Linked DNA regions of Homo sapiens: region 2 is linked to region 1. Evidence: chromatin contacts called from ENCODE Hi-C or POLR2A ChIA-PET data. All regions are on one chromosome and are shown on one strand. Each heading gives the region's core, a stretch centred on a gene start or an enhancer-like site at or near the end of the contact. The rest is flanking DNA. Distances are from core to core; before and after follow the strand shown.

Region 1 (5,189 bases), core at 1,213-3,712:
AATACAAAATTAGCCGGGCGTGGTGGTGCATGCCTGTAATCCTAGCTACTCGGAAGGCTGAGACAGGAGAATCTCTTGAACTCAGGAGGTGGAGGTCGCGGTAAGCCGAGATCACACCATTGCACTTCAGCCTGGGCAACAAGAGTGAAACTCTGTCAAAAAAAAAAAAGAAAAAAGAAAAAAAAAGAAAGAGAGAAAGAAAAAGAAACCATAGTGAGACGAACCACTGAACAAAAATTTTAAAACCATGGGGTCTCCAGGCTACCTTACTTCCCTTGCAGTTTGAACCACATACTAGGTTTCTTCTGCCTGCTGAATTCTCAGACCTGGTAAACCAACATTCATTTTTCACTTGTCTCATAACTCGAAAAATAATGTTTTAGTTCCCCCGGAGATCTTGTCTCCAGAACATTTCCAGTAGTACCAATACTATTACTATAGTCCACCTATTGAAGAAAGCTGCTCTAAGTAAAACCAGCATTCTGTGAATTAGGGATTCTTCTCTTGCAGTTTGTTTTCAGAGTTGTGTTTGTGTGTATATGGCTCCATCCTCCCCCATCCCCAAATCTGGTATTGTAAGCTTCTTGAGATGAGGGGCTCTGGCTTCTTTTCCTTTGTTTCTTGCTTAGAAAATAAACAAAAACAGAACAATGCTTTGTTATTTAGTGCTTTGCACTCATAGCTATTCATTAAACCTTGTTGATTGATTTGAAGTATATACCTTTTTGATTCCTCTAACCCTGCCCTGTCTAATATGGTATCCACTTGCCACATGTAGCTGTTTAAATTTAAATTAATTAAAATTGAGTATACCGGCTGGGCACAATGGCTCATGCCTGTAATCCCAGCACTTTGGGAGGCCAAGGCGGGCGGATCACGAGGTCAGGAGATCGAGACCATCCTGGCTAACATGGTGAAACCCCGTCTCTACTAAAAATACAAAAAATTAGCCGGGCGTGGTGGCGGGCGCCTGTAGTCCCAGCTACTCGGGAGGCTGAGGCAGGAGAATGGCGTGAACCAGGGAGGCGGAGCTTGCAGTGAGCCAAGATAGCACCACTGCACTCCAGCCTGGGAGACGGAGTGAGACTCTGTCTCAAAAAAAAAAAAAAAAAATTGAGTATATGTTGGGGACCAGCCTCAACACCACCCATAGGGTAGCTGAAGTCCGGTGGCGACAAAGGAATGAGAAGAGACAGGTTAAGAGTTCCTAAAGGTGGGAGCCAGGGGGCCAGTTGCAAAATGGAGGCTGCAAAAGGCCCAGAGTTCTGGTCTCCACACTATTTATTGAGTACAATCACTTAGATCTAAGAAGCAGATGTTCAGGGCAAAACAGTGAAAAGGAGGCAGTGCGTCATAGGTGCAATCTATAGCAGTAGTGGTTTAAATGAATCTCCTTTGTGCTCAAACAGCATATCTTTAACTTATCGGAGAGTAGCTAGTGGGAGCGGGCTTAACCAGGAGCCTGCACGTCTGTCCACATTCCAGTGTTTCAAAGGAGTGTCCTTCTCCTTGAACACAGTGTTTACAGATAAGAGAGCAGGTCTCGCTCTGAGCATGGGAACATGATGGCAGTTAGGAGGCTTTCCTCCTTAGAGGCCTCTTGTGGCTTTCCACAACTTATTGTCCCATATTTTTGTGGCCAGTTTATACAGGCACCCCACAAGCCCTTTTCCCAACAGTATACCTAAAATTGAATTCCTCAGTTGTACTAGCCCCCCACCCCCTTTGTTTTTGAGACGGTGTCTCACTCTTGCCCAGGCTGGAGTGCAGTGGCACAATCTCAGCTCACTGCAACCTCTGCCTCCCAGGTTCAAGCAATTCTCCCTGCCTCAGCCTCCCGAGTAGCTGGGATTACAGGTGCCTGCCCCCACGCCTGGCTAGTTTTTGTATTGTTTAGTAGAGACAGGGTTTCGCCATGTTGGCCAGGCTGGTCTTGAACTCCTGACCTCAGGTGATCTGCAGGCCTCAGCCTCCCAAAGTGCTGGGATAACAGGCATGAGCCACCGCACCTGGCTGTACTAGCCCCATTTCAAGTCCTCATTTGCCAGTATGGCTGATAGCACATTTCCATTATTGAAGAAAGTTCTTTTGGACAGCACTGCCCCAAGCCCTTTGTTAACCCTCCAGGGTTCTCCTTTGCCTGTTTTTCACCCCTTTGCCCACAGTTGCTCTGGCTTCAAAAGGACACCCACCCCTCCTTACCTACTCAGCTCCTTGGGGCCTCTGTATATAAGGTTCACCAGGAGCTGGAAACTCAGCCTATAGCAGCACCCATGCTGTAGCTCTTATTTCTTCTTCCTCTTTACTGGTCTGGCCCGCTTTCACACCATGACCTCTGCTTTCCTGACTTGCTCTCTAAAACTCAGGCACTTGGCCTGCAATTATAGTCAGCGGCCAACAGGCGATAGCCAAGCGTTGGTTATAGCCCTTAGCATCTGAACAGCCAGGCACAATCCACTGAGAGTTATATTATTTTGTTTTTCTACTTAAAAAAAATTTTCCCACTCTTTCCTTAAAAAGAAAAAGAAGATCTACAAAACAGTCAGCACAATAGAAAAAAAAAAGCCCTCTCCCACATATCCTTATCTTTTATCCATCAGTGCTCTATCTAAATGTCTGGCTTGAATAAAATACTGCTTTTAAATCACCATGAAACTATTTTTGGAATCAAAAGCTCATTTGAGGAAGTTCATAAGCCCAGTGATTTGGGGTTTCTGACCTGACTGGAGTCAGTTGCCTTGCCTTTGTTTTGCTTTCTAGCAAAAAAAACTACCTGTTAACAATTAGTCAGAGGGCAGGCATTGATTTTCTTTTTATAAAACCTCCCTGTGTCAGCTCATACTTAGGAGATATTTCCAAGGACGGAGAAGAGATGACTGCTGTCCCCTAACCAGATCTGTATGTTTCACCTCTCTGGCTTTAGTCTCTACCATCTATTGAATCAAAGAGGGTAAGGATTCCAGAAAGCCCTATGTTTGTCTCTTCATCCCTCAGAGGAGCATTTCCTGGCCACTGTGCTAGCTCACATCAAGTTAGCCTTCTTTCTTCATTTTTTAGCCAAGGACTATGTGACATGAAGTTAATATTTAGAATTCACCACGGCAACCATTTTTAAACACCAAGATTATCTAAACTGTATGGACAAACTGCTGAAAAAGTTTGGAAGTATTCCCTACCCTCCAGTCTCCCAAATATTAGTCAACTCGTACCCAAGTTTCACTCTCAAAATGTGTCGAAGCAGAACCAAGCAAGACTTTTTACCAGTGTGCTGGATTCCGGCTCTCCCAGTGTTTCTACCTGGAGTGTTACCTCACCTCACACTGCTCCATGCATAGTGAAGTGGATTCAAATGAATGAAACACCCACATCACACTCAGCTGAAGAGGAAGGGCCAGGAATTCACACGGAGTTGGCGGTCCGACATTACTTACCTGCTCTGTTCTGTGGCTACCTGTGGAGATTGTGCAGCCTGATGCCTCAAGGGTCCAAGAGGAAAGAGGGAAGCCTGCCTGCCTGACCTCACAGGGCCTGGTGGAACCTAGAGGTCTGAGGAAATATTTGAGGATCATGCGTGAGTGGGAAGGGCTGTCTCTTGGCTGTGGTGACATGGCACCTCCTCGTTCTCCTCTTCTCTCTGATTCCCCTCTCATGTTTGCCTCCTCCCTCCTTTCCTCACGCCTCAGTGTTAGATGAATTTCTCTGGGCCCCACCTTTCTCTCCTCTCTCTCCTAGCACCATCTCATCCTGTCCCTCACCTTCCGCTGTCACCTGATGACCTGGTTCCCAGATGGGCTTCTCTGCCCAGGGCTCAATCCAAGTGTTCCTGGTTCTCTGCTGAATATCTCCCTTGTTTCCTTCATACTTTAGTTGACAGTCCTGTAACTCCAAATCTGCCCTTCCGTGTGTCCCACCATTCTGATGATAATGAAATTACCATCTTGTCAGGCACCCAAGCTCCAAATCTCTGTCACCTTTGATGCCCCACCTTCCTCCCACTTACTCTTCAAGCCCTAACCATTTGACATCCCTTCTCTGCATTTGGGCCTTCCTCCACACCCTTCCTTCTAGCTTGGACTCTTGCAGTAGCTACCCAAATGGTCGACTGCTCTCTCCCTTCCTGTTTAAGTCCTGTACAGTCCGACCCTGATCCTAGCCTTTCAGTCTTGTCTCTCCTTACCTCTCTGGCTCTTGTGATAACTGCATTCACAGAACTGCCTTCTGTACTGTTCTGGAAATAGCAACTCTGAGCGCTGTTTCCAGAATTTTCTCTTTCTTGCCTCTGCCTTTGCTCATGTTGGTGCTTCATCTGCCTCTGTTTCTACCTCTTTGAAATCCTCCCCACTCTTCCAGGTTAATGCCATCTCCTCCAGGTTAATGCCGTCTCCTCCATGAAGCCTCCTCTGATCCCAGGTAGAACTGGCCTCTCACTCCTGGGTCCTCTGCACTAATGTCATCATGTATATGTGTCTTACCTGCATCTCCATAGGTGCTCAGTAAATGTTAAAGGAATGAAAGACTGTTGTGCATATTTTTAGCTGCCATGACCAACAGAGCAATACTTAGAATCAAGGATATCCAAAGTTGGGCTTTGGAGATAAGCAGACCAGGTTTAAAAGTCCCAGCTCCCTGCTTACTGCTGCACCTCTGTGAACCTCGCTTCTTCACCTGCAAACAGGGATGATCATAGTACCTGCCACAGGAGTTATGAGGCAGTGTAAAGACTTCACAGAATGCAGAGTTTATAATAAATGTTTAATAAAGGTTGCCTGTTATTTGCTCATATGTCAGTTTGATCTCAGGCTGATTATGATCTTCTCTTTCCTCACTGTTGAACAGAATAAAAAAAAAAAAGTCAGGCCCTGGCATTGGGACGTTATTTACAAGGCAGGCTCTTCTGCACAGGAGGCTGACTTGCCTGCCTTGTCCTGGCCCACCTCGCATGTGCTGTGTCTTCCTGCGCAAGCCACGCTCCCCTGGGCTCAGGGTTCCCCACTGTTCTGGGCCTGACTTTTCATAGGGGTGCTTCTTCTTCCTCTTCCACCCTGAGGTGTAGCTTATGACACATGAGCACCTGCCACCTGCCAAGACAGGAGGAAGGTCAAACGTGGGCTGCTGGAGCAGCTGGAACCCTCACTTCAGGGAGGAAACCAAGCAGGGGTTTGAGTGACTTGCCCAAGGTCATGCAGCTG
Region 2 (5,189 bases), core at 1,850-4,349, 380 kb before region 1:
TGGCCAACACGGTGAAACCCCATCTCTACTAAAATACAAAAAATTAGCCCGGCGTGGTGGCACGTGCCTGTAGTCCCAGCTACCTGGGAGGCTGAGGCAGGGGAATTGCTTGAACCCAGGAGGCGGAGGTTGCAGTGAACTGAGATCGTGCTACTGAACTCCAGCCTGACAACAGAGGAAAACTCCCAAAAAAAAAAAAAAAAAAAAAAAAAGAGGTTAGGGAGGTCTTCTGATTGTCTACCAAGGTGACACTAGTCCACTGGACCAGGCCCTTTAATTGCAGTTTGCACACTCTTGCCACAATATCAAATGATAAAGCATTTAAGCCATCCTACATATGAACAGAATCTGAGATATAAAACCAATAACCCAGATTAATAGCCTATTAGAAAAACAGATTATGAAAATGAATAATTCATACATTCTTCTGTTTTTGAAAATAAATTCTAATTAGTCTGCCCAGCTAGGCTTAGTGGAAACTGAAATCAATCTCATGGGAAGACAGCCCACACCTCCAACCCCTGTCATCTTTGGAGTCCCAGAGGATGAACCGCTGCCGCTAAACCTCCGGACCAGGAAAACAGTCCTAGTGGGTTTTTTTGTTTTGTTTTGTTGTTGTTGTTTTTTTTTTAGATTACAAAGTAATACATGATTATTTCAGAAAATATAATAAAACAGAGATATAGCATAAAAGAAAAAATATTCTAAATCCCATCACTTAGAGGTGAATACACCTAACAATTTAGTGGATACATCTCTGTCTTTTTGTAATACAGATACAAAAATAGGATCATATGACGCAAACTTCTCAGTCACCTGGTTTTTTTCACCAAACACTATATTTTGGACATGGTTCCATGTCCATAACCGTGTGTCTACATTTTTCTTTTTAGTGGCTGCCTCATGGTTCATCATTTGAATTACTGTATTTGATCAATCCTCTGTCACTAGATATTTGGGTTCTTCCTTTTTTCTTTCCAGCATTAACTCTGCAACAACGACGAAATTCTATACACACATCTTTGTGCCCATGTCCAATTATTCCTCAAGATAAATTTCCTGAAGAGAGATTACTGTGCCAAAGAGCTTGTATTTTATGGGGGGCTTCTAACCCACATTGTATACCCCACCAACATAGAATGTGCTTGTCCATACTCTCTTATTCAGATGACCCAATGTGTTCTCTTATCAATGCTTTTATCCCTCCTGTGGGTTAACCATGAATGAAACAAAGCAAGGGGGTTGGGATGGGAGGCAGTTGAAACAAACAAGAAATTTAAAAAGAGTTCTTTAATTCCTTCTTTCTAGTCCCTCCCACACTCTAATGTTTTTTTCCAATTTGGAACTCTGGCCTGACTGGTTCCACCCTCAGCTCACACACCAACTTTCCCTGCCCATGCCTATTCTGTATTTTTGAGATTGGGTCAGTCTCTCCTCACTAGCGAGTACATACATTCCTTTGAGGTGAGGGACATCACCTTCAGTGTCAAGGTTTGGACAATATCATCAAAGGGTCACCAAGACATGCCCAAGAATTCTGAAATTTCAGAACCAGGCTTGTTAGAATCAGTTGTTTAACACAGTCTCCCACACTGATCTGCCAGCCACGAGAACAAAGCCACATGGAAGCTAAAGACACAGGGGCAGTGTCCAGTTGCTGGCTGGACATTCCTACACCTCCTCCTCTGATTCTCAATGCTCCCTGGGCCCATCCCCTTCCAACTCCTCCCCCACTAGCCCGGCACTGAAATGCCCTTGTTCACTTTATTTTAAATGGGCACCATTCGGAGGCTACATTCTCACAGTCCATTCTTTGCTTCCCGTTCCTCCCTTGCTCCATGACCTGGGATCATGATCCCTTTCTTCCTAAAACTTTCACCCCTAGTTTCAGATAGTTGACAGTTTTGCACAAATAGTAACATTTCCCCGTAATTACTGTTTTTTTTTTCCTTCCTTATCAAAAGGGGCTGGTCAAAGCCAACCTTGTTCAGTTTATGAACCCAACTCCTTCCTCCCTCAAGACTGACACAGAGATTGACGTAAAGAGTACGCTCGGCCCGGTTAAATTTATAAGCACAGAACCAGGTATCGCATGCTTGTCCATGTGACTCTTTTTTTTCTTTTCTTTCTTTCTTTTTTTTTTTTTTTTTTTTTTTTTTTTTTTGAGACGGAGTCTTGCTATGTCACCCAGGCTGGATGGAGTGCAGTGGCGCGATCTCAGCTCCCTACAAGCTCCGCCTCCCGGGTTCACGCCATTCTCCTGCCTTAGCCTCCCGAGTAGCTGGGACTACAGGGGCCCACCACCACGCCGGCCTAATTTTTTGTATTTTTAATAGAGGCAGGGTTTCACCGTGTTAACCAGGATGGTCTCGAACTCCTGACCTCGTGATCTGCCCGCCTCGGCCTCCCAAAGTGCTGGGATTACAGGCGTGAGCCACTGTGCCAGGCCCATGTACAAAATAAAGCACCCGGAACTTTGCACCTGGACTTATCTACACTCGACAATCTTTGTCCTAGGAACTCAGGGAGTCCACACCAGGCTTTTAACACCCTTGAGACTGAAGGAGGGAAAAGGCTGTAACTGGCAGCGACAACTGGGCCTAGTATAACGCGAACTCCAGTTTTGGCCAAACCTCCTCCAACACACATGTGCAAAGCCACATTCTCATGAAGAGGGGGCAAAACATTTGCTTTCTGGGTTTAACCTTCTACCATCTCAAACCAACTGTGCCAAAAATTTCCCTGTTCACCAGGATTCATCAAAAAACGTACATTTCTATTTTCACCGATTTTAAGAGAATAATTAACTGCTCTATTTTTACAAAAAATACACAAAGTGATACAATCTAAAGACTAATCCTCAGACAAAATCAATTGCTAAACATTGGAGGGGCAAAAGGGGAGACCACGCCGCAAAAGCACGGAGAGGCAACTTTCGGCACCGCGGGAAGGCCCCGACCACGCTGCGGCTCCGCCTCTCCTCCCGCCCCTCGTTCGGTAGTCCGGTAGCCCCGCGGCTCCCCGAATTCCCCGCCCTCGGCCCCTGCGGGCGCACCCTGCAGGCCCCGCCCCGGCCCCGCCTCATCGCGACGTCAGTTGTTATGTCTCGGCTCCGGCCGCGGCCGCCGCTGATACACGGTTGTGGAGGGTACGGCCGCGGTCTCCGGAGGTGGCGGGGGTGTTGGGGACGGGTGCTGCGACCGGCACTGCCCATCCGAGCGGGACGGGCGCTGAGTGGCCGGGAGGCAGCCGGGTAGCCGCCTGGAGGAGCAGTCTCGGGGCCTATTATTGGTTTTTTCCCTCCGAGACCGATTCCATCTGCAGAGACCGCGACGCCCCATCCTGGGCCGGGCCGCAGTGCCCGCCCGCCTGAGAGGCGCCGCCCGCCAGCCGGCCCGAGCGAACCTGGAGCCGCCGCCGTGCCCGCCGCTCTTCTCGCGGAGCCTGGGCGGTCGGCGGGGCCTGGGGCCTGGGCTTCGGGCGCGGCGTTGCGGCGGCCGCTCCTCCCCGCGCAGAACACGCTGGGCCCCGGGCCTGGCCCGGCCGAGCGCCGCGCCCTCCTGACCCGCGGCCGCGGGAGTCCGGCCCCCACGGCCCCTCGGGCCCCGGCCTGCCGCCCGGATCCCCGCCTCCTGGGCGGATCTGAGTTATTTTTTGGTCTCCCCCTCCCCCTTGAGATCGCGGCACCGGAGGGCCGACCCCGCCACCTGGGTCAGTGCCCGCCCCGGGGGAAGCGTCCCTCGTTTTGTTCTTCCCCGCGAGCTCTCCCCGCGCCCCTCTCCTTTCTGTGCTTAATGGATGGGGGTTTTGAGTTTTTCCCCTTTATTTTTGTCGGCTCTTGACTGGGAGGCCCGGCGCGAGGCTCTGCGTCTCTGCGTCCCTCGTCGCCGCCTCGCGCCCGCGCGGATCCCGTCACCTGCTTCCCCGCCGGGGATGGCCGGCCAGTGACGGCGCCGGGTGGCCCGCGCGTGGACACGGGGCCCTCGCCCAAGCTGCCACCGAGCCGCGGCCCCCGCCCTCGACCCTTCTCTCTCCCGTATTCCGAGCTCTCTGGAAAGAGAGGAAACTCCAGGGAAGATGTGGCTGAAGCTTTTTTTCTTGCTCCTCTATTTCCTGGTCCTGTTCGTCCTGGCCAGGTTTTTTGAGGCCATTGTGTGGTATGAAACTGGCATCTTTGCCACCCAGCTGGTGGATCCGGTGGCGCTGAGCTTCAAGAAGCTGAAGACCATTTTGGAGTGCCGGGGGTTGGGCTACTCAGGGTTGCCCGAGAAGAAGGATGTCCGGGAGCTGGTGGAAAAGTCAGGCGAGTATCGGGCTTCCCCTAGGGTCCCCTCCACCTGGGAGAGGGGACGACCTGTACCTCCTGGTACCTGGCTGTTCCCCCAGAGTGAGGCCTTTCCTGGAAGCGTTAAAGCTGCCCAGGTTTCTTCGTCCAAGCTTCCTACAATCAAGTATGCGGATCCCAGCTTTGAGGAGGAGTCTGAAATTATTTGGAGGAGTGTTGGTGTATCCTTTTAAGGTTATCGTAAAATGACAGTTTAAAGTGTGGCTTCTTAGCGTTGTTTACTAAGTTGAGTGATTTTCTCAAAATTCTGGAATATCAACTAGTTACAAACTGGAAAGCATTATTTGTCAGTTGAAGTTCATAAAAACGTAAGAAAAACTCCAAAACGTTGTCTGTCAATAGCAATATTTGTCACGATAGTAATAATAAGATACCCAGAGTGGGGACACATCTTTGGAATACTTACTATCAGAGGCACTTGGGCCTAGGATTTAAATGTTAAATCATGAGTTTGAATATAGACAGTATACACCGTACAGTATTAGCTTTTCAGACTTTAAGTTTGGTGAAAATAAGGCGAGCATTTTGTATAAATGCCTGCCATGTTCGAGTTTATATTATATTTCTGTTAGGATTTTTAAAAATTTGCATCTTGGATGTGTAAAAGAAAAATTTTTTTTGTCTTCTGTGTCACAGGTACCCTTGCATTGTTTAATGGGTTGAGAAATATACGTGAAATAGTGCTGAGAGAATATTCAATGTCTTAAAGAATGTGTTTTTAGTAATTGTTGGTTTTGGTAGGATTGGGTGAGAAATATGGTTAATTTTTTTCACTGCTGCACAAAGTATATCTTTGGATATACTTCCTGAAAGTGGAATGTAATTTGAGAAAGGCTTTCTGCGT

Evidence for each region. A loop is a pair of places that touch in the nucleus more often than their neighbours do. ChIA-PET counts read pairs that join two places held with the same protein, here RNA polymerase II (POLR2A). Pooled maps may share reads with other maps.
Region 2: a loop to region 1 is called in a pooled map, with 2.6 times the contacts of the local background. The contact joins the promoter of RNF103 here to the enhancer-like site in region 1. A Hi-C loop is called at or near these places in 1 of 37 single-sample maps with no recorded cell type and 3 of 50 pooled maps. POLR2A ChIA-PET finds 5 or more read pairs at or near these places in 1 of 52 experiments (activated CD4-positive, alpha-beta T cell).

What each region holds. Positions count from the first base shown.
Region 1 is chr2:86,241,689-86,246,877 of GRCh38, reverse strand. The region is part of intron 5 of REEP1 (receptor accessory protein 1); the gene reads left to right. Among named protein-coding and RNA genes, the nearest start is that of MRPL35, 45 kb to the right of the region's middle. Within about 2 kb of position 2,462, at least 3 of the 41 ENCODE cell types and tissues checked have a DNase peak (open chromatin) inside an H3K27ac peak, as active enhancers do.
Region 2 is chr2:86,621,775-86,626,963 of GRCh38, reverse strand. RNF103 (ring finger protein 103) reads left to right here and starts at 3,099. Exons shown (of 4, transcript NM_005667.4): 1 at 3,099-4,303. The coding sequence starts at 4,078. All of the region lies in intron 2 of RNF103-CHMP3 (RNF103-CHMP3 readthrough), which reads left to right. RefSeq lists silencers at 2,909-3,078, 3,159-3,698, 3,969-4,048, 4,229-4,278 and an enhancer at 2,904-3,198.